Regions from separate parts of the Mus musculus genome. Here region 1 is linked to region 2. A link is a loop called in an ENCODE intact Hi-C map of the cell type or tissue named here. Cell type or tissue: left cerebral cortex. All regions are shown on one strand. Links, peaks and the distances in the headings refer to the core of each region. The heading gives the core; the rest is flanking DNA. Region 1 overlaps Plekhd1 (pleckstrin homology domain containing, family D (with coiled-coil domains) member 1). Region 2 holds the start of 2310002D06Rik (RIKEN cDNA 2310002D06 gene).

Evidence for each region. Peaks named below come from ENCODE experiments on the same cell type or tissue, not always from the same donor. Only the 100,000 strongest peaks of a DNase experiment are listed, where the experiment ranks them.
Region 1: a loop joins it to region 2, with 3 times the contacts of the local background. A loop is called at or near these places in 7 of 42 quality-filtered maps.

Annotation. Positions count from the first base shown.
Region 1 is chr12:80,721,657-80,736,288 of GRCm38, reverse strand. It overlaps Plekhd1 (pleckstrin homology domain containing, family D (with coiled-coil domains) member 1), which reads right to left. Exons shown (of 13, transcript NM_001177503.1): 12 at 14,194-14,343; 13 at 12,073-13,970. The coding sequence ends at 13,804. Among named protein-coding and RNA genes, the nearest start is that of Gm51986, 9.6 kb to the right of the region's middle. In left cerebral cortex, for the core only: CTCF peaks have their summits at 7,274 (motif pointing left), 7,890 and 11,273 (motif pointing right); DNase peaks (open chromatin) are centred at 7,292 and 11,278.
Region 2 is chr12:80,495,702-80,510,677 of GRCm38, reverse strand. It overlaps Gm26777 (a long non-coding RNA gene), which reads left to right. Exons shown (of 5, transcript XR_381753.4): 3 at 1-2,369; 4 at 2,725-2,809; 5 at 2,959-3,527. It overlaps 2310002D06Rik (RIKEN cDNA 2310002D06 gene), which reads right to left and starts at 3,472. Exons shown (of 3, transcript NR_045490.1): 1 at 3,431-3,472. It overlaps Exd2 (exonuclease 3'-5' domain containing 2), which reads right to left. Exons shown (of 9, transcript NM_133798.3): 9 at 12,543-13,897. The coding sequence ends at 13,681. In left cerebral cortex, for the core only: no CTCF peak of the experiment used is centred there; DNase peaks (open chromatin) are centred at 3,557 and 5,909.

The sequences.
Region 1 (14,632 bases), core at 6,633-14,632, 220 kb before region 2:
ATCCCTTCTGCATGTCTTACCTTCCACAGCCCCCCGGCAATGGTTAAAATGCATTTTCGTCCCAACTGTTTCCACTCTAGATGGGGTGAGGAAGCGAGAGCAGGTGGTGGAAGGCTGCAGGTCAGCAGCAGGCCAGGGGAGTCTGGAACGATGGTCCCATTAATGAGCAAGAGAGGAGCAGAAAGGACCTTTCCAGAGAGCTGCCCTGAGGCCAAGAAGCCAAAACTGTGTTGCCACATCTGGAAAGGGGGCACCTCCTGAAACTGACAGGCTACTGTCAACAAAGAATGCACACAGAGCTGGCACACTGGCGAGGATGTCCCCAAGCCAGCATTCCTCCTTCCCAGAGAAGTTGGTGCTTATAGCAAGCAGGTCTTTGTTATTGAGCTCTGATTCACATTTTATCCCATTTTATGCACAAAAGATCAGCCCCATCATACGTGTGTGTATGTATGCATGTATGTCTGCATGTGTGTATATGCATGTGTGTATGTATGCACATGTATATGTATCCATGTCCATGTGTACAAACACATGAAGGGGCTCAGAAGGAGGGGGAACAAGTTTTAAACAAGCAGCTTATGGGCCAGGCAAGTCTTTGGGTGACAGAGGCAACTGGAATTCTGTGAGTTCCAGGCCAGCAGGGGCTATATAGTCAGACCCTGTCTAAAACAAAACAAAACAAAAATAGATGAAACATGGTAAACCTGAACAAAGACGAGGTCACTGTCATTCATTCAGGGAGTATTCACTGACTGGTGACAATACTTGTAATCGAAACACTGGGGAGGGTGGGGCAGTTCAGTGTGATTTATCCTGTGCACCTAGCCCTTTGAAGGATCCCCAGTTGCTAGTCAACTGGCCTTTAAATTTTTTCTTAGGTGTTAGAACTACTTGACCCTATGACCCTCAGTGTTGGTTTCCTCTTGGATTGCTGGGAACAGGACAGGGTATAACAAAGCCAACTGAGGCTAAGAAAGGGGACTGGGCTAACACAGAGAGAGAAGAGGCAGTTGGTACAGAAAACATTGTTAAGGACAGATAAGAAGCTGATCGGAGCTGAGCAGATAGGCTGGAGTGTTAGAGTTTGGAGCTGCTAGTCTTGGGAAAACTGGGAGAAGGGACTGTCTCAGTGGACTATTGGCAGGACCACTCTGTTCTCCATGCTGGGGCAGGCCGACTAAAACAACACTGCACTGAACAAACAACGGGCATCTCTCACAAGCCCCTCTGAGCCAGCAGAGTGGGTGGAGCCAGCTGGTTAGGACCCAGCTTCCGCTGCACTTCTGAAAACCCTCTTCCACCCAAAGATGTCCCCAGAAGCGATTCCTGGTTTATGATAAGCATTGTCAGCCACCTAGAGCCAGTTTTGTGAGCCTCAAGCATCTCATTCAGGACACGAACCCCCAAAGAGACCAACAAGATAAACAGGTTGAGGTTTTCTCGCCTCTGGACCATTCCGGGCTGTTGGGACGGTTCCGCTCCGAGGAGTTGCTTACGACGTGCATCACAGCTGTCACTTGCATCCATCAGTGTCCCTCAGCCAGACTACATTTCCCAAACTCCCCTGCAAAAAAAGATGTGGGAGAGCTTCAACCAATGAAATGAGAACAGCAGTGCTCTGGGCCACTTCCAGGCACAACAAACAGGAACAATCCTTATGAGCAACTGGAGATGTAGACCCCAGCAGTAACCCTGGAAACCTAAGGTTGATCATTGAAAAGTGACTGTTGCACAGGTCTCTGGATGCCATGTAAAGGGCTCTGTACAGTTAACTTGGGCGTGGCCTCATTTACGCATGGCTAACTCCGGCACTGTAACAGTGTTCAGCCTATAGAACATATATGTACCATCCAGCCCAAGACACCAGAGAGGACACGACATACTGTTTTGATGTACCCATAAGAAATCAAAGTACTGGCAATTAAATTATAACATAAAATCTTCACTTAGAACTGTCTTTTCTTCCTTTGTTTCTTTCTTCCTTTTTGTTTGTTTCTTTGTATATTTTTTTTCAAGACAGGGTTTCTTTGTGTAGCCCTGGCTGACCTGCAACTGGCTCTGTAGACCAGGATGGCCTCAAACTCAGATCTGTGCCTGCCACTGTCTCCCCAGTTCTGGGATTAAAGACACCTGGCATATGACTATTATTAAAACAGCCATGACTCTGGAGAAGCCTACATTGGGTGTAGTTTTCTTTTCCCCAAGAGTCTTTTTCTATTAATGTTCAAGGTTAAACACTTAAATCTCTTCTCATTACACTCCAATTCTAGGGCTTAAAGAGATGGTTCAGAGATTAAGGCATTTGCTGCTCCAGAGGACCTGAGCTCAGTTCCCAGCACCCATGTTGAGTGTCTCAAAGGAGATTCCAATTTTAGAGACTGAATTGCAGGGGAAATGGGCCAGAACTCTCAAAAATATGCTTTTGATCCTCAATGAATATTCATTGAAGGAATGAGTGGATGTCTCGTTTCTAATCTGTGGTTGAAAAATGCTTTTTGACTATTTTAGGGCCAGAGCCCTTAGATGTGGGAACGACATCAGTAACTCAGCAATTCTGGGGGGAGGGGGACCAAGGCTCCACCCCTGTTTGGCTGTCCTGCATGCACTGTCATGGTCCTCAGGTCACTTTTCTTCATGGACCCAAGTGTGATAGGTAGATAGGGCAGAGTCAGTGGAGGGAAGGGACTGTAGCTTTCCTATGGCTTGCTTTCCCAGGAGTCCTCTGGCAGACTTGGTTCTTTGGCATCCTCGTCGCCATGTGCCTCCCCCCAAAGCACTATCTCCAGCAGAGAAGAATAATTTCCATGATTACATTGGCTCAATTAGGATGTGTCATTGAGCTGGAATCGAGTTCACCTTCCTCTAGGGGTGAATGCTTGGAAGTCAACCAAGATTCTATCCCTGTGAGAGAAGCAACCAAGTGGTGAGTGGTACCCATGAGTAGTCACCAAACATTTGACTGCAAAATAGCTTTAGTACCACTCCTAAACAAGGCCTGCCGGGCCTGTAGAGTGAATTGCAGGATAGCCGGGGCTACAGTAAAACCCTTTCTCAAAAACAAAAACAAAAGAATAAAAACAAAACAACAAGAGAATGTTCCTCACATGATTCTTGTTTTTCTGTTCTGAGACAAGGTCTTACTATATAGCTCCAGCTGGGCTAGCACTCTCTAAGAAACCCAGGCTAGCCTTAAACTTACAGAAATCCTCCTGCTTCACCCTCCCAGTGCTGGGATTGCAAGTATGTGCCACCACACTTGGCTCCTTCAAAGGATTTTGATTTTAAAAGAGTGTCGAGGGCTGGTAAGATGGCTCAGCAGTTAAGAACACTGACTGCTCTTCCAAAGGTCATGAGTTCAAATCCCAGCAACCATATGGTGGCTCACAACCATCCGTAACGAGATCTGATGCCCTTTTCTGGAGTCTCTGAAGTCAGCTACAGTGTACTTACATATAATAAATAAATAAACCTTTAAAAAAAAGTGGCGAGAGGCTAGTTCGGTGGCTCAGTGGCTCAGGATGCTCGCTGCTTCTACAGAGGAGCAGAGTCATGTCCCCAGCGCCCACGCTGGGTGGCTCAGAGCTGCCTGTAACTCCAACTCCGAGGAAGCCAATGCCTTCTTCTGACATTGCAGGCACCCACATGAGATGGCATTCACACACACACACACACACACACACACACACACTCACACACACACACACACACTCACACACACACACTCACACACACACTCACACACACACACTCACACACACACACACACTCACACACACACACTCACACACACACACTCACACACACACACTCACACACACACACTCACACACACACTCACACACACACACACTCACACACACACACACACTCACACACACACACACACACACACACACACTCACACACACACACACCCCTACCTGACAGATAAAATAAAAATATTAAATCTTCAAAGAAGGAGATGACAGGAATTGACAGGTGGCTATAAAAGGCAGAGAATGGCCATCAAACAACAATGGGTTTGTGTAGAATGCTAATTGAACAATATGGACAATATTTTTGTTGGTTTAGATCATGAAATACAGGACTGAATGTATGATTTCAGTATATATTTGGAAAGCTGCAGCGCACAAATCTATAAGAAGAGCAATGGCCACCTTCCTAAGGGTTTCTTTTACCTCCATACTTACTTTGTTATTGCTTGTTTTATGAACAAGTTCTCGGGTTTGTTCCAGGCCAGCCTCGATCTTGTCAGGCAGCTGAGGGTGGCCTCGGGTTTCTGGTTCTCCTGCTTCTACTTTCTGAGTGAGATAGCAGCCACACACACCCACTTCTGGTTTATACCATACTGGGGATTTGAACTCGGGGCTGTGGGCATGCTAGGCAAGCCCCCTACCAGCTGAGCCACAACCTCAGCCCTCACAGCCACACTCTAAAGCAACTATCTCATAAAAGGTCTCTTTAAAATTGAACCCAAATGTTCCCTCTTTGCATAGATAATCATTCATCAGAAGCAAACTCTAGGCAAAGCCGGAGGCCACAATGGAATTTCCAAATGAGAAATGTGGTAATTATTTTCTTCTGTTAATGAAAGGAAAAAGTGGGTTTTATTGTGCCAGCCTTCAACCATCAATTCATTCAATTCATTACCAAATGCTTAGTAGAAGGTAGCATCCTGGGTCTTCACCCTGGATGGCAGGCCCAGGACCACTTAGCCACTTTGTTGAGGGGCTCATTACTTTGAATTTGAAGGTATTTCTCCTTCAATTATATCATATGCCTGACAAATTCACAATACTTACCGTCTTAACACTCTGTGCCCACAACAAATGGTAAGTAGACTTCTGCCCTACGCCCTCTTGCCTCGAGCACCCCCAACACAATTAGGACAAACGCCTCCCCCCCACCACCGTGGCGGGGTGAATGTGGCTGCTCTCTCTCTCTCTCTCTCTCTCTCTCTCTCTCTCTCTCTCAAGACAGGGTTTCTCTGTGTAGCTCTGGCTGTCCTGGAACTCATTTTGTAGGCCAGGCTGGCCTTGAACTCAGAAATCCACCTGCCTCTGCCTCCCAAGTGCTGGGATTAAAGGCATGCGCCACTGTTTGTTTCCTGAGAAGCATCTCCAGGGATGGGAAGCTCCAATCTAGACCAGAACTGGGGGTGAGTTGAAAAGAGCATCCACAGTCACGCGTGTCATAATGATGTTCCAATACATGTTATATTTTCCAGGATGTGCTACAAAGAACACTGGCCTTGAGCGCAAGGGCCTGAACTTCCATTTCCAAGTCATGTGATCTCGGGCAAGTTCTTAGCCACTATGGACCTTATTATATAAACCCAGGAAAGGGATGTTGTGAGACCACAAACTAGAAACCAGTGTGAAAGGGTCCGGTTTATAATGTGCTAGGTATACGACGGTCAAAGCAGAGCCTTTGTTTTCTATCCTAAAGGAAGGAATGACCTACAGATCAGCCCAGGCCAATCACGCAGCGCTGTGCAGTCACAAAGCCCGCCCTCCCCCTGCTGCCGGAGCCCCAGCTCACTTTCCCACCAGAATCTGCAGCATGTTGCCATCTGCTGGGAAGAAGACGGTAGTGGACATCCAAGCATCCCTACCTAAACTGCAGGAAGCCAGAGTGAAGGAAATCCTAAAGAAAAGAAGGGTAGGAACTGGGCAGCGAACCTTTGACCTGTGAGACAGACAGGGCCCCCTCCATTGGCCAACAACTCGTCAGAATAATATTTCAATTCGCTTTTATTTTTTTAAAGTGATAGGATATTATTTAAGGAAAGAAATCCTGACACACCGTTGAACCTCGAGGATGCTATCTATGCTAATGAAGTAAGCTAGTGGGGAAAAAAATCTGGTTAAGAACATTGGGTGCTCTTGCAAAAGACCCTGGCTTAGTTCCCAATGCCCACATGGTAGCTCTCAACCATCTGTAACTCAAGTTCCAGGAGATCCAATGCCTTCTCCTGGCACCTTTCAGACACCACGCATGCGCATACTGTACGCACATACGTGCAGGCAAAGCAGCCGCACACACAAAATAAAATAAATCTTTAACAAGACAAACAAACAAAAATTGGCTCACAAGACAGCTCATCAGTGGGAGCAAACACAGAGATCGACAAAGATTTGTGTTTAATCCCAGAAACCCACATGGTGGAGGACAGAACTGGTTCCAACAAGTTAACCTCTGACCTCCACATGTGTGCTGTACAGCACTCAATAAATAAACAAACATGTAAAGAGAATGACAAATACTGCCTTGTTCCACTTCCTGGGTCTGTGTCTAAAGTTGCCGTAGACACAGGAAGTAGAATGGAGTTTGCCAGCACAGGGAGTGGGGCCAGGGATCATCTCTTAACGGGTTCTGAGGTTTGCCAAATGAAGCATTCTGGAAACGGATTGCGCAACAATGTAAATATATTTAACATCACTAAGTCACATGTGTAGAAATGGTTCAAATGCCCAAGAGACAGAGGAGGGCAGATCTCTGAGTTTGAGACCAGCCTGATCTACTACAGGGCAAGTTCAAGGACAACCAGGGCTACACAGAGAAACCCTGTCTTGAAAGACCAAAAAGACAAGACAAGACAAGACAAGACAAGACAAGACAAGAGAAAAAAAGAAAAGAAAAAGAAGAAAGCAAAAATAAAGAAAAGGGGTTCAAATAAGACAGGGTTTCTCTGTGTAGCCCTGGTTGTCCTGGAACTCACTCTGTAGGCCAGGCTGGCTTCGAACTCAGAAATCAGCCTGCCTCTGCCTCCTGAGTGCTGGGATTAAAGGCATGCATGAATGACCATTGCCCGGCTCAAGTGATAAATTTTGATCGCATATTTTACCTCAATAAAAAGCCCAATAAAAGACAATGGAGGTGTGCAACTCCACGCCAGAGAATCACAATAAATGCTGACTGAATAAAGATAGGCACACAGCCTCAGACATGGGGTGAAGGCAGCAATGGGCATTTCCATTGATTATTTTTTCCTTGTCTTTCCTGTTCTCATCTCAAGGCCAAAATTAATTAACTAAATAATTGATTTGAAACAGTGTTTCACTGTGTAGCCCTAGCTGTTCTGAAACTCACTCTGTAGACCAGGCTGGCCTCAAACTCACAGAGATCCACCTGCTTCTGCCTGCCCAGTGCTAAGACTAAAGGCGTGTGCCACCACACCTGGCTCAAACTTTTCAGATAAGTTAGAGGACAGTGTGGCACTTAGTTCAACTAACCAGAGCATCCTCCTAGAGGGCCTGGCTCTCCTGACCTCTAGTGGCAGTCACAGGCTACAGAGCAGAAAAATCCTGGATTATGGGAGTCTCCATAGTCATCTACGTGACCTTATGAGAGTAAAGAGACTTCTCTCCTGCAATTATAAACATACATAGATACAGAAATCATTATAAAGAGTGGCTCTCCAATGCCACATGGCCAGCAAGTGACCAGCAGAGGCTTTGCCTTCTCTATCAGGGCCACCTCTCCACAGAAGTAGGGAGAGAGGCAAGGTCCTCCTGAGGTCTTGTCAGCTCAACTGCTGCTTGGCAAAGGACAAAGTCTCCTTTAAGACACCCCAAGCCAGTGCCAGGCGTGGTGGCACACGCCTTTAATCCCAGCACTCGGGAGGCAGAGGCAGGCAGATTTCTGAGTTCGAGGCCAGCCTGGTCTACAGAGTGAGTTCCAGGACAGCCAGAGCTATAAAGAGAAACCCTGTCTCAAAAAAACCAAAAAAAAAAAAAAAAAAAAAAAAAAGACACCCCAAGCCCACCAGCCATGGCTGGGACAGGGTAACAGGCATGGGTTGAATGCTCAGAGCAGGATTAGCAGGTGTCAGGTCCCCTAGGACCATGATTCCAAACTGTAGTTCTCTCTTTGTCTCCTGGGTGGTGCCCTGGAGCCCGAGATGGCTTCTGTCTCTGAGTAGCCAAGTCACCTTGGCTTCCCCTTGATCAGCCCCTAAGCAAAGCCACAGAGACACAGAACAGGTTGCATTTCCAACTGTGGGGGGATACAGGGACAGCCACCAAGGACTTTGCTTTATTAAGCTCTATCTCAGAATTCCTGGGCTTGGTGTGTGCCCTAAACTTTTGAAGGACCTTCGTTCAACCCCACTGGATGGAGTGGCTTTCTCTTTCTACCAGGCTGAATCATCCTCTTGATCCTCCCTCAAAGGCTTACTGCTCTACCCCTTCACAAGAAGTGGGGTGAGAGAAGCCATTATCTCTTTCCTGAGTCAGAGCTGTGGGGCTTCTGACTTTGAGGAGACTCTGCAGATGGTTGAAGATCTGAGGAGCTTTCCTCTGGCAGGGGCACAGGGCTCCCTGACCAACTGCTTTGCCTAGTAGTTTACCAGCTGCTGTCTGGTTAGATCACACCTGACACCCTAGGCTGTTCCTGAGACTGGGGCATGTATTTGTCCTCCAAACAGACTGCCCAAGTCAGGCTAAACTGTGATTAATGGTTTGAGAGTATTGCCTCTTTCCAGAAATTGAGACAGGTTCCTCGGCTGGAACATTTGTGCTTTCCAAAGTCTCTTGCTTTCTTTAACATGTCTTTGGGAGGTATGTTGGTTTATCTTGTCAACTTGCTGGGATTTAGAATCCCCATGGAAACAAACCTCTGATGGTGTCTGTTTGAGATGATCTATATTAATTCATGGAGGTTGGAAGATCCACCTGAAATGTGGGTGGGGCCGTTCTAGAGGCTGGAGTCTGGACCTGAATGTATAGAGCCAAACTACAGCGATATGAATAGTAAGGTCTTTGTGTCTGGCTGTGAAATGTTTCAGCAAACCCTTTGCAATGTTTGGGTCAATCAGTAGAGACTGAGAAATTGGAGAGGGTTTGAACCTTGAAGAAATGTCTCTCTGGCGTATCTGCACTTGCTGCCATGTGGGAACTTGCAGCTGCGCCAGTCTTGGTCCTAAGGCACTCCTGGTAAACCTTGAGTTCTTACTTTTGATTATGGCTAGCCATGGACAAAAGGGACTGAGATCTGTGTGGGTTATCGGTTCTCACGGGAAGCAAGAGCAAGATAACCTTGGTAGCTGGAACCTTTCTCAGTCCAGATTAACTTTTTGTATAATGTTTGAATAAAGTAACTGGAGTGAGCTAGCTGGGTGTCAGCCTTTTCCAAGAAGGCTGACCCCTCTGGTCCTTTGGAAAAATGATGGCTTAGCATCTTGGTGAGTTTCTCTATCTCTATTCCACCATAGGACCAACATCAATCAATACTAAACAGTAGCATCCTTGGCTCCCTGCTTCCTGCTGCTACAAAGGCAGTGGGACAGCTGTGGGAACAGCTTCCTCTGAAAACACTCTCTATTTTTTGTTTGTTTGTTTGTTTTGTTTTGTTTGTTTTTTTGTTTTTTGAGACAGGGTTTCTCTGTGTAGCCCTGGCTGTCCTGGAACACACTCTGTAGACCAGGCTGGCCTCGAACTCAGAAATCCGCCTGCCTCTGCCTCTACCTCTGCCTCCCAAGTGCTGGAATTAAAGGCGTGGGCCAGCGCTGCCCAGCCTCTGAAAACACTCTTGTCTTCAGAGACTGAACTTTTGCTGCCCTTGTAACCAAGTTAATAATAAGACCACATAAAGCTATGCACTCAACCTGTTTCACACTGTGTATTCAGCCTGTTCATCCTGCTCTAAGAAGCCAGTGTAGCCCTCTTAAGGCTGTGGACTTGCCCTATAACCCTAACCCACTTTTACAAGCTAAACTGAATGCATGGCTTTGCTCTCGGACCACATTCCTTCCCTCTCCTGTTTGACTTGTCCTGACCCAGAACAATGTGGGTGTGTATGAGAGACAGAGAGAGAGAGAGACAGAGAGAGAGAGAGACAGAGAGAGAGAGAGACAGAGACAGACAGAGAGACAGAGAGAGAGAGAGAGACAGAGAGACAGAGACACTAGTTAAATCAGATAAAAAGCGGCAGCACCAGAAACAATTATTTAGTTGTCCAACATAAATGTTGGGAACAACATGTGGATATAGGTTGGTGACATCTGTTTGCAGTTTTGAGTGCTATTCTGGGTCATTGGGGTTCAATAAACTAAATTCTTCCCTTGTAAACTCTAGCTTAAAAAAAATACAAGTCGTGGCTCAGCACTTAAGAGCACTGACTGCTCTTCCTGAGGTTCTGAGTTCAATTCCCAGCAACCACATGGTGGCTCACAACCATCTGTAATGAGTTCTGATGCCCTTTTCTGGTGTGTCTGAAGACAGCTACATTGTACTCATATACAGAAAATAAATAAAATCTTAGCCGGGCGGTGGTGACACACTCCTTTAATCCCAGCACTTGGGAGGCAGAGGCAGGCAAATTTCGAGGCCAGCCTGATCTACAAAGGGAGTTCCAGGACAGCCAGGGCTACACAGAGAAACCCTGTCTCAAAAAGAAAAAAGAAAAAAGAAAAAAGAAAGGAAGAAAGGAAGGAAGGAACGGAGGGAGGGAGGGAGGGAGGGAGGGAGGGAGGGAGGGAGGAAGGAAGGAAGTCAAAAGTTCCCTCAGTCCTTCCTATACCATGTTTCTGTGCTTTTCAATAAACATAGAGAAAAGCCCTTATGGACGGACTATAGACACAGGGAAAGAAGTGGAGAATTCCAATTGTGATTGTCCTGGGCAAAGATCGCCCCAAGAGGAAGACTCTCATTTGAGGTGACACCATCACAACCAGACGTCTCAAGCTTCCGTTGCCATGGCATCCCCACCATAAGGGTCTCGCACAGCAAGCCAAAATAATCCGTTTCTTGTTCCATACCTGGTAATTGGTCACAGAAACAAGAAAAGCATTAAACTGTGGGAAGGCATTAGAGGCAAGCGGCCCTTCCTCACGGGGACATTCATGATAGGCAAATACATGGGGAGCCTCTGGGTATTCTGGGAAATGGTAAACACCAGGGCAGCCTGCACGACACACCTCCTCAGCCGGGAAACTAACTGAATAACAGTAACTCACTTCTGCAGGAAACTATCCGAACAGCAGAAATCCAGTAACTCATTTCTGCCTCTCCTGATTATGAAACAGAGCTGGGAAGACCGTCCAGTCCTGGTGTGAGTGTTGAAGCTAACAGGCACATTGTCTCTTTCAGGCTGTGCCTTTGTTCTATACTCAAGTCAGAGGAAAACCCTGATGGTTTTATAACATGGAGGCATCCAGGACCTCACAGTGGAAACACATAGTTTTCAGTTAATTATTAAGAAGTCAGTCACAGGAGGTAAGCTGTGGGGTTTTCAGCTGGAACATGCAGGACAGGATGATACAATTCCATGGGTGGCCTGCAGGGGGCAGCACATCTCTAGGAATGACTCCACTGCCTGTTTCGAAAGCACTGCCAGGAAGTAACACAATTAATTGGCCAATAATTAAGAGTTACCTTTAGAACGTATTATATAATATTAATGTTATATATCACGTCAATTTGTTTCCAGTAAGTAATTCCAGGCTTCCATATTTTCATACAAGGATGCTGGCTGGTGTGCACGCACGTTTGTGTGTGTATCTGCTGTTAGATATGATTAGAGGTAACCTAGGCTTGCCTGAAACATAGAAAGTACAGGGTGAGAAGAAGAGAAAATGAACTAGGGAATTGGTGCTTGTCCTCAGAAAGTACTGCTGAGATGTGAGTCTGTCTACTCTCAGATTCGTGTTAAAATGTAATTACAGTGGTAGCACATACTTTTAATCCCAGCACTCTGCAGGTAGATCTCTGTGTTCCAGGACAGCCAGGGCTACATAGAAAAGCCCTGCCTTAGAAAATCAAAACCCAAACCAACTCAATTGTCATTGAGAGCGGGAACCTATCCCGTGATGGTGGTCACAGCAGCAGCACAGGCCCTTAATCCCCACACTCAGGAGCCAGAGGCAGGCAGACCTGGTCTACAAAGGGAGTTTCCATCCTTCATAATTCACTGGGCTTGGTATGTACTAGTTCTGTTGGTAGAGTATTGCCTTGTTTGCTTGAAGCCCAGGCCTCAGGTTAATAGTTTGACCAGGAACACCAAATGCATTTGAAATTTCCTCCTAGAGCAAGCCATTATTAATTCTTTAAAAACAAAGGAAACCAGTAATCTAGTTTTATGCCTCTTCATTTCAAAGTCCATTCCACATTCATATTTTGCAGACAAGCTCTGGGTTTATGCAGGTTTATACACATTTATAGCTTTATATTTACATTCGGACACACTGATTCCAAAACACCCTACCTAAGACCACCCTCACCAAGAAGGGACCACGGAGAAGAGGGCAGCTCAGATCTTGACAAGGGTTCTTCCACGGGGCTACTTCCGTCCCTTCCTCAAGATGCTTCAGTCTTCTGGACAGAAAATGGATGCCTTTGATCTAGCACTGTCTTAGCACCCTGCCCCCTTTTAAAGGGTCTTTAAAAAAAAAAAAGATGTAAGTGTATGGATGTTTTGTCTGCATGTATGTACATGTACCATGTGAGTGCCCGGTGCCTGTGAAGGTCAGGAGAAGGTGTTGGATCTCCTGGCAAATGAAGTCACATATGGTTGGTTTTGAGCTACCATGTGGGTGCTGGGAACCAAGTCTGGGTGCCCCGAAAGAGAGAAACAAGTGCTCTTAACCACTGTCCACATCTCCGCCCCCTCCCCAAGTCTTGTTTGTCGAGACTGATAGACTCAGGCAGCTTCTGAGGGATGGGCCCCAAAAGACTGTCACAGATAAGGAGCACACGCCTCAGTCCTTGGCCTCCTGAAGGGTAGTGGTCTTCCATAAAACCCGCAGGCTGGTGTTACAGTGTCACTCTGACAATGCTCTACCAAACAATGGCTACTAGTTCCCCACAGGCCCATGTTCCCATGTGGTGGGTTCCTGGCTGCATTGGTCCACTGAGTGAGTCTGCTGCAGGGAGAGGAGGCAGCAAGGTGAGCCAGCTGGGAGAGAGACAGACCTCTGCGCTCTCAGGGCAGCAGGGTCACAACAGGCCTGACTGTGGGTAACACCGGAGCTTCTTCCAGATCTGGCTGTGCGGACTTTGGGAAACCCTGGGGTCAAGGACTCTCAATCGGGGCTGGAAAAGAACAAAGTGGGATCCCACACTTCTCCTGCACCCTCCAGCAGGTTGCTGGAGCTATATATGGAGAAACCCATTTGTGAATAGGAGGCCTGGGTGGCCTTACAGCCAGGACAGCCCCCAGGAATACTGCAGAGAGGGTGTGGGGTGCTGTGAACCTGGGGTTATATCTTAGAGCCTCCTTTTCCCTCTCCAAGAACATGGAATAAGTGCAGGGCATGGACAAATGTTGTACTGGAGGATCAGGAACGAAGAGAGAGTTAGGGGGTGTTATGTGACCAGGGTCAGCACAGTAGAGTCACCGAGGGGTATGGTAGGTACCAGAGGAACTATTCAGTCCTCATGGAACAGACAATTTATCTTCTTGACCAACAGATATACCACACAGAGCCAGGCCTCATCATGGCAACTAGGTAGCACCCAGTGTGGACCCACCTCACCTAGGGTAGACCCAAAGTCAGGGCTCGGGCATGGAGAGATGGCTCAGTGGTTAAGAGCACTTGTTGCTCTTCCAGGAGACCCAGGTTTGATTTCCAGCACCCACACGGTAGCTTACAACCATCCACGACTCCAGTTGTAGGGAACCCAATATTCTCTTCTGACCTCCAAGGTCAGGGCTCTGGGTGAGGCAGAGGGGGTATCGCCTCCTTCGAGAATGAGGGTGCCCCCTCACACCCAGCAGTGCTCTGGTGGAGAAGACCCAGGGGCGTCAGACCTCCCTGCTGCCCCACCAAGGAAAGATAGGAGGCCGGAGTAGGAGTTCCCATTACTTTCCTCCCCGGGGAAGTGCAGAGGCCCCAGGCTGGGTAGCCATGATGTGATAGATGGATTCCCGGAAGCGCTGGTCTCTGCTTAGCCGCTTGGCTACCTCCTTCAGCTCCTCTATGTTGTTGGCTTCTAGCTGGGAGGTCATGAAGGACTGGGATGGCTTCACTGTAGAGATGAGAACCCGTTGCCCATGAATAGCATCCCCCCCATGCTGAGCCCACCCTTCCTCCCTCATCCCAGTCCTACATGCTGCTGAGTTTCTCTTGGTCCTTCCTGCCCCCAGGCTGGTTGAGCCACGTTCAAGGACATACTGTCCAGCCTTGTCTACTTGTTCTCTAACTTGCCCGCTTCCTGCCTTGTCTCCCACCGGGGGACAGGGGGTGCTCACTGTCATTCCAGGAAGTACTGGACCGGCGGCGGTGGAATCGGCAGCTTTTGATGCGGCGAGTGGCTGCCTTATGGATGTACACGGAGTTCTTCATGATGACCGGCATCTTGGCCTCCAGCTCTGCATTCCGGATGCACTCCTCGAAGAACCCTGGTGGCAGGAAGGAGCAGTTGACTGTCCTTCTCCTCCTAAGTACTGGCTTGGTCTGGTGGAAGATACGTTGCTCTATCCTTTATAGAACATAGTTTGTGCCTCAAACCACAACCTGTAGCTATCACAGGGAAGAACAGAGCTCTGAGCTTTTTAAAAGGAAGAGGACAAAACTCCAGGCTCAATTCCCACAGAGAGGCGTTGCCAAAGGTACTCCTACAGGAAGGTGTATGAGAAGAAACAGGAAGGACCGCCTCACGCGTGCTAGGCCTCTTCCAGGCTCTGCTGG
Region 2 (14,976 bases), core at 2,768-10,767:
AGAATTCAGCATTCAGAGAAAGTGAGGGTTTTACAAGCCAGTGTTTACAGTTGTGCATGTCCTCTCTCACTGGAGCCACCTCCAAAGCCATCAGAAGGCTCATCAGTCTGGTTTGGATGCTGAAATTGCTCACAGTGTCTGGAGCTGATGCCAGAGCAAAAAAAGACTTTTAAAAAGCATCATCCCGTTTTATCAGCATATAAGTAGTTATAAACCGTGGGGTGTCTCCTCAGGGTAGGTGGTGATAAACAGCTAGCTGGGCTGGCTGTCGGGACTCGGGGCATGAAGCTCAGAAGCAGCAGCCGCAGCTATTTCTATTCATGTCTTCTCATCACTCTCGGCATCACTGCCCTGTGTCCATTCTCAGGCTGTCCTTAGTCCACATGGACACTTCTCTCTCATCCCCAACAAGAAAATGCCCGCCTCTGCTTCCCACACCCACAGGCTGTAGTTCTTAGTGGAGGTGCTATGCCTCTGCATGGCCCCAGATCTCAGCCTGCAGTCCAACAAAAGAGGCAGACAAGAGTCTGTTGTTGTTGTAGTTGTTGTCTCTGTCCCCTCCAAGTGCCTGTGTGTATGGATATATGTGCAGAAATATATGCGGTCTGTTTACTAAAATTGGACTTCATACCTTTTCTTAAATAACTGATTTCTTTCCTGTAATTACTAGTTATTAGTAACACACAATTGTTCACTAGAGAAAAAAATAAAATCTGTATCTAATTGTATTTCCTTCTATCTCTGAATCATTTATCTTTACAAAGACCACTACCTAAAAGTGGAGGGAGCTGTAGCAATTGGGAAGTGGGACACCTGCCATCACCAACCTGGTCATCCTGGAGAAGTAACACACTTGGGCCTCTTGCATTTAAAATGGGACTTTGTTGGTGGGTGTTAATGCACACTGGTGATCTCAGCACTTGAGAGGCTGAGACAGGAGGACAGCTGTGACTCTAAAACTAGCCCCACCCCACCCCCACCCTCCAAAAGGGAAGGTTTAGAAAGATGGCTCACCAGTTAGCAGTAATATTGTTCTTGCAAAGGACCCAGGTTAAAATCCCTGCCAGGCAGTGGTGGCGCACGCCTTTAATCCCAACACTTGGCAGGCAGAGGCAGGTGGATTTCTGAGTTCCAGGCCAGCCTGGTCTATGGAGTAAGTTCCAGGACAGCCAGGGCTACACAGAGAAACCCTGCCCTGAAACCACCCCCCCACACACAAAAAAAAGTAAAATCCCAGCACCCACAACTATCTGTAGAGTGCATTCCTACATGAAATAAGTCTTTAAAAGAAGAGCAGTTCTTTGTCTCAAGTGCACTTAAAATGGCCTTTCTAGGACTGGCATTTTAAGATTTCACTTGCTTAGTATTTAAACGATTTCCTGTCCTGGAAAGAATTACTAGCACTAATCTAGAATGCACTTTTCTTTGTCCTTTGATTTCCCCCAACATCTTACACATACACACACACACACACACACACACACACACACACACACACACACCTGGATGATTTATAATATTCTACTTGATCAAGAATCTGGAACCTGAGATGGGAAGATTAAGATTTTCAGTGGTTAAAGTGGTTAAATGTAATCAAGAGAGCTGGATTTCAGAGCTCCAGATTCCACATAAATGCCAGATGGGGCATGGCAGCTTGCCTGTAATTCTAGTGTTGGAAGGAACTGGGATCCCTGGAGCAAGCCCCGGAGTTCTGGGTTTGAGAGACTCTGCCTGGAAGAACAAGGTGGAACACTGAAGAAGATTCCCAGTATCAACCTTGCACCTTGACATGCATGTGTAGAGATATCTGTGTGAACCTGCACATATGTGAACACAAATACTCATGAAAAAAAAAAGAAGAAGAAGAAAAATAAGAACTTGACATCTTTCAGATTATACCAGACCTAGAAAGGAGATACTGGACAAAAAATAATAATAATAATTCAGAAATTGGGGTGTTCAGGGATGGCTCTGAGGAGGACACCTGGGGATGGGAATGGGAGCAAGTCTTGCACTGCATATACTTTTGTGCCTTTTTTCCCTTTCAGTTCCCGGAGAACAGGAGCCCAGTGATGGGACTGGACCCCTGCTGGACCATCCCCACTCTCCAGCCTGGAGTTGGCCTGGAGACGTTTGATGGATGCACACTGCTACTGGCTACTTGGCTGCAGGCACTCTACTGGGCTATCATGCCGCACAGGGATTCTACTGAGGCACTCTAGCAAAGGGCTGCCTCTCCACAGCTCCTGGACAAGCAGAGTCAGCAAAGGAGAAGCATACCAACCATAAATTCACCGGCCCCTACTATTTCCTCTCGAAGGCAGATTGCCTCTTTTTTGCTTTGTTTTCTGATGATGTGACATGAAGATGTAAGTATAAAAGAAAAAGAGGTACTAGAGCTAAAGTTGACTGGGGAGAAGGAGAAAGGTTCTATTTTCCCTGGCCGCAGCCTGCAGTGCGTGGCTCCATTGACAGAGCCAGGTTGCTGCATCTCAGACCAACTTCTGTGCCTGTCACCCCCACCCTCCACCTGTATTGGCGCCCCATCCGTTTTCCTAATTATTGAGCCCTTACCCAGCCTCCTCCTTCTGTCTTCTTTCCTTACCCAGCCTCCTCCTTCTGTCTCCTTTCCTTACTATAGCCTTAGATGGCAATGGCCATCACTTTTCTGTCCTTGTCTTTCTTTGTCCTACTCTGATTTCTTTGGTGCCGCTTATTGCACAGGCACATGGCCAAGAAACAGCTGCCATCACTGAGGTCCGTTTCCCAGTCTGGAACTGTCATTAGTCCACAGCTGAGACTGTTCAAGGTGGGTAATTCCCCTTTAACTATATCCCCACAGCCAATCACCTGCACTGTAAGTTAAAGATATCAGCTTCCCCCTATGAATTAGTTCTTACTAGGAATCTAGAGATCAAAGTTTAAACACCCCAAGTTATTCCTATGTCTTGTAAACAGGGCCCAGAATCCATATTCAATCTGGAGTGTCCTGGTAGCGATGAACCCGCTGGTTCCAGAGCCTGTCACTGCAGTGAGTGGACTCTCGGCTGTCTCACCAACTGCACACAAGCCCGAGAGGGCCTAGGCTGTCCTCCCTCCCCCCCCAAGGAGGCTGTGGGGAATGAGGGCAGGAGGACAAAAAGCTATGACAATCAGACAAGCAGCAGCAGACGGGGATGAGTATGTGCCAGCGCAGACGCAGACCACAAAGGCACAAGCAGAGATGGAAAGATAGAGGACACAGGAAAAACAGCTTCAGGGAGAGACAAAGCAGAGAGCAAAACCCAATAAAAGTGTAAAGAGCACTAAAGCCAGACAAGCCTGGGGAGAGACCGTGGAGTCAGGTCAACGAGGAGGGCAGGAGGCGCTGGAGTGGCGCTGGAGGCAAGAGCGTTGGAGCAACATAAATCTGTTGGGAAGGGTCACTCACCTTCCAAGCTGTTGTGCTTATTGGCTACAGCAAGCAGAATCTATTTAAAACAGACCAGGCACTTTGCCTTATTCTGTTTCCCTGCCCAGAAAAGGCTGGAGCCAAAGGCTGAGGGAACCAGTCCAGCAGCCACCACAGGTTGAGCGGGAAGAACCCACCCTATCTCCAATGACCTCTCCTTTCATCTCGCTGCCACCCCTAAGCCACCAGGTCACACTCAACTGTTAGCATACTGAACACAGCCTCCGAGCCTCCAAAACTTCCTTCAAGCTTGTCAGAAGGCAGACGCTGCTCAACTGTGAGGGCTGTTGTAAGGCCACACTCAGGAGGGCTGTTTGACAGCAGGCATGTTTTAGAGGAGTGAGGGATTGGGGTGGTCATATGGAGGAGAGGATGCCAGGGAACTGAGAAGACACCAGCAGCGCCACTCCCTTCCCTAAACTGTGTGTGAGTGTCTTCAGAAGTGTCAACTTGAAGCTGACCCCTAACCACCTACCACAGGGGAAGTGCAAAGTTCAGGAGGTGGAAATGGCCACAGAAAGTCATACCTGCTTCCTTCCCTCCTGGGGGAGGTGGGAAGAGAACCCCCCCCCCTTCCTGGGCTCTATGGCCAGGCTGGGAATATGGCTCAGTAAGGTTGTATGAGATTTATGTGTGTAGACCTTACTGTACAAATCAGTTTGCCTGAGAAATTGGCTTTTCAAAATAAATTTGAGGTCAACCCTATGTTCAAAGAGAAGGATGGCTTGGGAAAGTGAAGTTATCCCAGCTCGTGTTTGTAATTTTTCTTTTTTCTTTTTATGATTTTTCAGACAGGGCTTCTCTGTGTAGCCCAGGCTGTTCTGGAACGTGATCACTCTGTAAACCGGGCTTGGCCTGGAACTCAGAGATCTGCCTACCTCTGCCTTCCAGGTGCTGGGATTAAAGGAGTGCACCACTACCGGTTAGCATGTTTGTAAATTGAATCAGAATGTCTAGTTTTGAAGACCAGGAGAGGACCCTGTGTAGAGACTCGCCTGTATCTTGGTTTTAGGTTTCAGGGGCTAAGCATCACTTAGCAGGAATATAAGTGGATGTGCTATGGGAACTACTACTAAAGAATGTAGGGAATTTAGTGGAAAATTTCAAACATATACAGAATAGGAGGAGCTGGAGAGATGTTTCAGTGATTAAGAGCATTGGCTGTTCTTCCAGAGGACCTGGTTCCATTTCCAGCACTCAATGGTGGCTTATAACCCTTTGTAACTCCAGTTCCCAGGCATCTGAAGCCCTCTTCTCTCCTCTGCAGGTACCAGGCATACACATGGCACACACACATATGTGTAAGAAAACACCCATAAAAAATTCTATTCTATGTGCACATAGCACCTATTTGTAGTTAATAACTTACTAAAATCAAACTTCATGAACTGTTCTATAATCCCTAAGTGTAGAGAAATGCTTAGACTCCACTACCAAATCCTCAGCAACTCTGACTCAGACTTACAGTCTTAGTGACCTCAGCTTGGTGAATACATAATCTTCTGGTCCCTAGAGGTTTGTAACACAAGGACGGTTAAAACTCTTCCTGTTGCCGGGCAATCCCAGCACTCGGGAGGCAGAGGCAGGCAGATTTCAGAGTTCGAGGCCAGCCTGGTCTGCAGAGTGAGTTCCAGGACAGCCAGGGCTATACAGAGAAACCCTCTCTTGAAAAACAAAACAAAACAAAAAAAAAACAAACAAACAAACAAAAAAAACCTCTTCCTGTCCCCTTTTAAAAACCATACTAGGGATTGAACCCGGGGCTTCATGCTAGGCAAGTTCTCTGTCCCTGAGCTATGTTGCCAATCTTTATTAATTTTTTTTAATATTCTTTTAAGAGAGGGTCTTGGTATGTGGCCCTGGCTGGCTTGGGACTTGCTTAGTAGACAGGGGGATTCCCAAACGCTGGGACTACTGACACACAACAGGCTGGCCTAAATTCTAGCCCGTGACAGTTATATGGGCATACACATCTGTCAAAATTCATCAAGCTATATCCTTCAAATGTATGTCTTCTTCGAATGTATGTATGGCACCTACACTGCACTTCAATAGGGTATTAACAATAACCCCCAGTTCTGTGTACAAGCGAGTCAAAGCACCGCTGGTGTGAGGTGTGCTGGGCAGTCCAGAGGAAGCTGCTGTTTTGAGAGAACAATGCTCTTTGGGCTTTCGCAAAACTTGTTCTTTGGAACCTGCCACCACAGCATGTGCTTTTGGTTAAGCATTCCACAGCTGAAACGCAATTCTATGCTTAAATGCCGAGAGGATGAGGCAAAATCTTGGCCAAGGTCAAGCTCTACTGATGGCTGGAGAGGGGGGCGGCAGCTAAGTGCTCTGCACTTGTGCAACATTTCAAAAAGAAAAGCTAACCCCAAGCCATCATCTGCTCATTTTCTGAGCCAACTCTGGTCCTGCTCATTTTATCCAAGAGCTTAGAGGAAGCCATATGTGCTATGGCGTGGGCTTACAGACCTCCAGGCCCAAACACTGCAGTCTTGGTTTGAGAGACATTGCGCTAGACCAAGGCTTTCAGTGGGATAGAGCAGAAGATTCAGTAAGAGACCCTGTATAAGAGAGGGCAGAACAATGTACTCGATGCTTTTTGGTAGAAACTTGAGACTTCTATCTTTTTCCAGGTGACTGTGAAAAAGTTTCAAACTAAGCATATTGGTACAAATCTGTGTTTCAAAAAGAAAAACGTCAGCATCCTCTTTGGGACTGGAATGAAGCCTGACAGGGACAGATTAGGAAATACATTTTCTAAGTCAGAAGGAATGACGTTCACAGTGGAGTCTTTACACAGCTAATAATGCAAACATTACCTTTGTCCATGTCTGTCTAGCTGGTACCCAAGCAAGCGCAAAGGTGAGCAGGACGAAGTCACTGGCATAGCCAGAAACCCTTCCCAGGCTCCCTGTGAGCTATTCACATCGAGGGCTCATGGAGGCCCCATGGGTTCTCAACATTCATATAACTGTTTTGTTTTGTTCTTTTAATCAGAGACTATTTTTACCTATTTGGTTTAATGTCTTCCTTTTAAAGTACTCAATTTGGTGGGTGATGGCTTACACCTTTAATCCCAGCACTTGGGAGGCACAGGTAGGTGGATCTCTGTGAGTTTGAGGCCAGCCTGGTCTACAGACCTAGTACTAAGACAGCTGTGGCTATACAAAGAAAGCCTCTCTCAAAACAAACAAACAAACAAACAAACAAACAAACAAACTGTCTTAGTTAGGGTCTTACTGCTGTAAACAGACACCATGACCAAGTCAACTCTTATAAGAACAACATTTAATTGGGGCTGGCTTACAGGTTCAGAGGTTCAGTCCATTATCATCAAGGTGGGAACATGGCAATGTCCAGGCAGACCTGGTACAGGAGGAGCTGAGAGTTCTACCTCTTCATCTGAAGGCTGATAAGAGAAGACTGGCTCTCACATGGCTAGGAGGAGGGTCTTATTGCCCATGCCCACAGTGACACATTTCCTTCAAGGCCATACCCACTCCAACAAGCCACACATCCTAATAGCGCCACTCCTTGGCCAAGCATATTCAAACCACATAAACAAACAAACAAACGTGCCCAATGCCTTTAATCGTAACTCTTGGGGACAGAAGCAGCTAGACCTGTGAGTCCAAGGTCAGCCTAGTCTGTACAGAGTTCCAGGCCAGCCAGTGCTACAAGGTGAAAACTTTAATTAAAATGGTAGATGTAGTACAGAATGCTTGGACCAAGGGGCCTCTCCCTTGGCACATTAATCTAGATATTATCAGTATAAAAAGTTAAGTGATTAGTACAAAGACCTCCAGCAGACAATGGGAGAAGAATAAGGCCATCAGCCCACTCTTCTCTGAGCCTCCAATATAGATAAACTGAGTACAGAGAAAAAAGCAAACTTCAAAGTTAAGTCTGTTAGTGAACCTTTCATGCCCACCACCTTTAAAACCACATATGCTAAATCTCCAACTCTCTCAGCCCCATTGTCTTACGGCTAAGTTCAAATCTCTTATTGTTGTTTTCTGTTTTATTTTTTGTTTTAAACTCATTTTTAAAAAAATTATGTATATAGGTGTTTTACCTACATGTATGTCTGTGTAGCACTTGTATGCTGGGTGCCCAGAGGCCAGAAGAACGCACTGGATTTCTGGAACTGAAGTTCCTGTGTGAACTCCCGCGCAAATGATAGGAATAGAACCCAGGTCCTCTGGAAGAACAGACAGTGCTCTTAAGTGCTGAGTCACCTCTCTAGACCCCTTCTTTTGTTTTTCTGAGACAGGGTGTCATTCTGGAGTCCAAGCTGACCTCAAACTTGTAGTGATTCTCCTTTCTCAGCCTCCCAAGTTCCAAAATACAGGCATGAACTACCTACCACTTCTGAATTATCTCATTTTGTTTTACTTACTGGTATGTTCAATGGTGAGGTTCTGTGCTGGGGAATGAACCTGGGCCTTACTGTATGCTAGCAAGCACTCTTCTACTGAGCCGTATCTTTAGCTCTGGTTTCTGATTCTTATCCAGGACTTAATACCCTGGTGACCTGAGGAGTCAGATCCCAACTGTGCCCCAACATGTTGCAGCCTGACAAGGGAGACCTTGGAGAAGCAAAATATAGGAAATCAATCCAACTCAAAATTATCCTGAACCACACACTGTGCTTGAAATAATGCTGACTATAAACTCAGCAGATTTTTTTAAAAGGGGGAGATAGAGTTTATTTAGCTTATAATTCCAGGACATGGTCCATTATTATAGGAATGTTAAATCAGGAACTGAAAGCAACTACTTGTATCTAAAGTCCAAGCAGCAAGAGCACGTGCAAGATGCTACTTTGTGCTTGTCTTACTTTTCTTCGTTTTTAAGTAGTCCGGGATTGCAAAACCAGGGAGCGGAGCTGCCCTTAGTGGGCACTGTTCTTCCTACATTGATTGTCATAATCAAAATTATCCCCCACAACCCTGACCACAGGCCAACCTGATCTGGACAAACTCTCATTGGGATGCTTCCCAGGCTGTGTCTAATTTTTTGTTTTGTTTTGTTTTTGTTTTCGAGACAGGGTTTCTCTTTGTAGCCCTGGCTGTCCTGGCACTCACTTTGTAGACCAGGTTGGCCTCGAACTCAGAAATCTGCCTGCCTCTGCCTCCCGAGTGCTGGGATTAAAGGTGTGCGCCACCACGCCTGGCTAGGCTGTGTCTAATTGACAGTGATAACTGTCACACTCACTATGTCATTTTTTTTTGAATTCTGACTAATTGGTGTCAACCTGATGTTACACCTGCCCCTGGCCCCTTCCCATCTTTTCTCAGCCACCATGAGGAAAACAGATTTTACATACCCTCTCTGCTATGATCATCTGCCTCACTGTAGGCCCAAAGCAATGGGTGATATTGAGAGAAAGGCAGCTAGTTACCTTTTCATCAAGGGAGAGAAATCCCAGGAAATGGAAATTAAGTGTTTTAGGTTCAGTTTGGAGGATGTACTACCTTTCACAATAAAAAGTGGCCTTGAGGGCTTGGAGAGATGGCTCAGAGGTTAAGAGAACCGACTGCTCTTCCAGAGGTCCTGAGTTCAATTCCCAGCAACCACATGGTGGCTCACAACCATCTGTGATAAGATCTGATGCTCTCTTCTGGTGTCTTTGAAGAAAGCTACAGTGTACTCACATAAATAAAGTAAATAAATCTTTAAAAAAAAAAAAGTGGCCTTGAAGGCAACATATACATTAGCAAAGCCACAACCTACGTCGCAGAAACTAGGTTATAGAAGCATTCCTTAGTCCCATATAGAGAAAGTCAGATCTTGATTATCTCTAAAACAATGATCCATTTGGTCCAGTTACCCAGAGCATTGGGACCACCAATCAGAGACGGCCATAAAGTAACAAGGAAATGTGATCAGTGCCTTTCCAGCATGTCAAATGGCATGCGGCCTCAGCGGGTCACCACTGCATCTCCATGCAGGAGGCAGGAAAGGGTGCTGCTGCTGTGGGTCATGGGTTGTCTGCTGGCATCACCATCACTGTGCTCCAGGACTGGGATGGGAAGAGTCCAACATAGGGAACTTGGCAAGAGTCAGAAGAATAAGCTAGATCCAAAATAAAAGCTGAAGTAGTTTTATATTACTCATGTTGTGTTGTCTTAGCAAGATTCACCCTCTTTCTAGCCTCTTTTTGCACATTTCTCTCAAGAAAAATGGATTTTTTTTAAGATCTAAAAATTACCATTGTACAATTTTTGAAAACAACAACAATGTGGGGGAGGGGGGAATCATTTATTTTCTTTTCGATGCAAAAGCAAGAGGCTTATTTTCCAGCACGTTTGGGTTGACCTTCAATTAGTCCCTCAAGGCAAGTGACTAGAAGGGCCCCTGCCCCTCCCCATTCGTTTCAAATACATAATAATTAGTAAGCTATCAAATCTTTGGGGGAAATTGCTCCCCTGGCTCCACTTGCTCACTCCCATTCTTGGGGAGTGTCCCTTAATAAACCATGAGAAGGCTCAGTGGCTCAGTGGGAAGAGGAAACTTAGCACCATGCCAGCTGGATCCCAGGGACTCTCACAGCAGAAGGAGAGGACTATCCTGAGCTTGTCTGTCATACATGAACCCATGCACATACAAACAGCCCATATACAAAAATGTAAAGTACATTTTAAATGAGACCTAGTGAAGAAAATTAAAAGATAAACAAATGGAAAAAAAATCCTGGAAGCAAGGTAAATCAGAATTCAATGTTTAAAGAGGTCAAATAAGAAGCTAAACTGAAGTAGTCTCTGCCTGCTGGGTTCCTAAGAGCTGAGAATGGGGGTATTAAGCGGGCTTTATTTCAACAAAACACATTTTGTCATCTGATCCGTCCGTGACATGGGTAAGAATAAGTAACTTATGGCTGTATTCTTAAATGGTAGAAAATCCCTGGATGTGTGCTTCATTCACTTTACAATGGCAAGTTATTAAACACAGATCTATTTTCATAAAAGAATCCATCTATAACCTTATTTTAAAATAAAAAAGTTTTTAATTGAAAAATTTACATTAAAATTTTTTTAATAAACTATGTCCAAAAAAAAAAAAAAATCACTGACTGCAGAAGCAGGGAAGGGAACATAGTAATGAAGAATGGTAGACAGGAGGAAGCAAGAAGGGGCCCAAAGCCACTAACACGAGAGCCAGGGCATACAGGGTCCATCCCAATTCACAGAATAGCTCAATCCATATACAGGACGCTTGGAGCTAAAGATGAACTCTCTAAGGTGTATGCTACTCCCAAGCTAACATCAATTAGTGCCCACTGCAACAGTGACACCTCCCCTCAACTCCAGTTTCCAGAGTTCTATCTTAAAGAAATTACCAAGTACAGAGTCAGAAATATACAAGAAAGTTTATCTCCATAACTGGCAATGAAAGATTCAAAACAACCATGCTTTTGAACAGAGTGTGGAGCTACATAACCAAATAAGAGCTACTGGAAACATGTTAACATTAATATTCATTGGTCTTCTGTTGTTTTGTTTTGTCCTGAGACAAGGGTTCACGTAGCTCAAATAGTCTTAAACTTACTATGTAGCTGAAGATAAGCCTAAACTTCTAATCTTCCTGCCTCTACTTGCCAAGGGCTAGGATTATAGCCATGAGCCAGCACACTTTAGAACTTTATTTTCAAAGACTTAAAGATAAAGTAAATTACTTGGTGATGCCATATTAGCAAATGGGAAAAAAGCCAGGATGCATACAAACATCAGACACACACACAGGCATGCACACACATATGATAATTTTAACTTTATATTTAAATTTAAATATTATACATATACATATTTTAAAATACTGATATTTTTTCTTTTGAGACAGGGTCTCTTTATATACTTCTGGCTGTCCTGGAACTCACTATGTAAGCCAGGCTGTCCTTGAACTCAGAGATCTACCTGCCTCTGCTTTCCAGTACTGGGATGCTGAGATACTGGGATGGTGGAATCAAAGGTGTGTGTGCGCCACCAACCTGGCGGAATGAAGATTCTTAAGCACATCACCAAAGCCTAGCTCTGTTCCAAACGGAAGGGAGATGGACCACTGTTACTTTTCCTTTAGGCTCTTCTCTAATGAGCATGTACTCATTGTGTAATCCAGGCTAGCATCAAATCCGACATCCTCCTGCTTTTTCCTCATGCATAGAGACTACAGAAAAGTGCTATCCACACCTGGCTTTGCGTATTTTATATCAGAAAAATAGGTTTACTCTAAAATTTCTCATTGAAGATGGCAACTTTCACTCGTAGGGAAAGGCTCAAAATTTCAAGATAGACTCAGACTATAGATTCCAATCTACACAGCAATGCTCTTCTGAAAAGCTAAAAGGACATAAGTTGCACAGACTAGCTTTCCCTTTGCTGATGGCTCTCTTACACTGGACCTTGTGGGGTCTCCACTGGAGTGCATAGCAACCAGTATACCTTAATTGTCCCTCACAGTATTTCTCACTTCTTCCTATGCAAATCAGGAGGACTAGGAGAACCCATCTCTCTTGTTCCAGAAAAAAAGTTTTCTTATAAAGCTATAGAAGTGACTCAAAATTAGCTACAAATATTTTGAAACACAGGTCACAAGTCATATTAAATGACTACGTATACAAAGTTGCTCATTTCTTGAGGATGGATATAAAAACCAATCTATGAGTGCCATCTTGTGGAAGCCTGACAACTACCATGGCCAAGAACCGAGCTGGCCTCCCATTCCTCTTTGGGCTTTTTCACTGAGCTCCCACAGCCAGGTGCCGCAGGCTTTGTGATAATCTACTATATTAAACATAAATTTCCCAAAAGAAGCTGGTACTATTTGTTTATATGGATGTCTAGACTTGATCCAGAAACGCCTGAGAGGACAGGTGGGAAGGCAGGGCAGAGGGGCAGAGTGTAAAACGCACAAGTGTTTGTGGACTGCAAACCCATCCCAAAGGCTGTGGTGCAGTGTGTATGGTGTATCCATGCTATATAAGTATCACAGTACTGCCACGAGGCAGGGACTCTGCAGAAGAAGTAGTAACTCTCCCCAAAATACTTACTGATTTCATAACGTTAGTAAGAAAAGCTTCACATTTACAATCACTGAGCTTTGTGCTTTGAAGTTGTTTTATTTATCAATGTCAGATCAGTTATAAGCAACTTGGGTACAATTCCAAAATAGAACTCTTGTTGGATTCTGGGCATAAAATTCTTTTCAATCTTGTTAAGATCTTATAAAATAAGAAAGTTTTCCTAATAGTTTAGAAAAAATTCTAATTGCTAATAAATTGATTTCATACTCAAAGTAGTAGTCTAACATTTTGAAAGGTGAAACATTACCCTTTTAAACTTCTATTGTATCAGATAATTTTAGTGTCTCAGGCTCTAGGGGAGGCGAAGTCCTCATACTGAAACCTGGCCAAATGGCTCTGGGAGTGAATTAAGGACTAAGGAGAGGTTAGTATTGCATGAACATGAACACCAAAGGAAGTGGGCGCAGACTCTGAGAAATCATGGTCCTCAGAAGCAGGACAAGAGACATGCAACCAGAGGAGAGGCTGAGCCATGTGTCAAAGCTCTCCTGGGAAAGGGTCAGCGCTTGTCAGCCCAGCCAGCTGAACACCCATTTCCAGAAAAGGACTTCCCCTGGGACAGGGAAGAAGCCCATAGCAAGCTGGCCTTTGGTCCTGTATGCATTGAATGAGAACATTTTCAAGCATGTAAAATAAATCCAAGTAATACAGTTGGAATGGGCCCCAAACAAATACATATGGGAGAGCAAGAAAGATTAAAATAGTGAGGCTGAACTGGGAATAGGAAAGTGACTCTTGGGTCACTTCTTCAACTCTGGAAAAAGTTCTCCCTGGCCTGGAAAAACCAATGCAGCAGAGAGAATTACAAACGTCTTCCCAGGGCCTGACAAGTTACTTCAGAGAAGACTTCTCCCTCTTAGGAAAAGCAGAGAGGGAGAGTGAAAATGAAGGCCAAGCTTCTTTTGCACACAAAAATAGGAGAGAAAGGAGGAGAAAAGAATAGACTCCCCAACTAAACTCAAAACCATAAGCTCCCCTTCAAACAACAGCCTTGCTCCATCAGAAGTACCAGGGGATCAGTGTAGGTTAGCACTCTGAGCTGAGTTACCAGGGCTTCCCCCATTAAGAACATTAAACAGTAGGAGGTGATTTTGACCTTGGCTCCTGCTTCCTGCCTGTCCTGACCTGCAGGCAGCAGCAGTCATGACAGCTTGATGGGAAGGTCATCCCCGTACTTTCGGAGCAGCTTCTGATGGTTGTGGTCCACTGACCACTGCTGGGGCAGGTGCTTAGGCTGCATGGAGTCCAGGAAGTGCTGACGCCAGCGGCTCTCCAGCTGCATGAGGGAGCGCAGCCCACCCTCGGTGTGACGCTGTACCACCTTTAGCCCATGAGGAATATAACTTTCATTGTATATCCTGCCAAAACATGAAGTCGTAAAGGGTATAAGCTAAACAATCACTGGGCAATCTCCTAGGCAGATAAAGAGATAGACCCCAAAGGACACTGTGTTTTAAATGTTTTTAAAATATCTTTTTGTTTGTTTGTTTGTTGAGACAGGGTTTCTCTGTGTAGCCCTGGCTGTCCTGGAACTCACTCTGTAGACCAGGCTGGCCTTGAACTCAGAAATCCAACCTGCCTCTGCCTCCCAAGTGCTGGGATTAAAGGCCTGTGCCACCACGCCCGGCAAAATATCTTTTTTTAACCTCTATTTTTTTCTTTTTCTTTTTTTTTTAAAAAAGATTTATTTATTTATTATTTGTAAGTACACTGTAGCTGTCTTCAGACACTCCAGAAGAGGGCATCAGATCTCATTACGGATGGTTGTGAGCCACCATGTGGTTGCTGGGATTTGAACTTCGGACCTTCAGAAGAGCAGTCGGGTGCTCTTACCCACTGAGCCATCTTACCAGCCCCTCTATTTTTTTCTTAATGTGTAGGATACAGGCTCAAACTGGAGAGATTTGGGGGTTTTAAGTTATATTTATGGGAAGGTCATATATACTTATCTCTATAGGGAAATCTTGCCTGGCTGATGATAGGTTAGAAATATTGATCTTGTATTTGTTGGTTCGAGGCTACTCAGGGAACAACTTACTTCTCTGTAAGCCATTAATTATTAATGGCTGATTTCTCAGAATACTGGCAGACCTGGGTGTAAATTTCAAGGTGATCCACTTCTTTAGTGCCTTCTTCCTCACAGAAAGCATGTCAGACCACACTGGTAAGGAGTGTGTTGGTCACCATGAGAGTTCCTATGGCTGTCAGCTATGCAAACAGTGTACAGCAGAAGATAACACCCCCCACCCCCGGGGCCTAGTCCCCAGCTAGACAGGAAACCATGAAAACTTCTGGTACTATGTGAACAGAGCCTCCCACAACTTCACTCTACCTCCTTCAAGAAGTGAAACCACATTTCTCAAAAAAGTCCCTTGCTCCAAGCTTCTTTCCTCTCCCAACATCTATATTTCCAATCCTTCATCCTAAACTCCCCCAC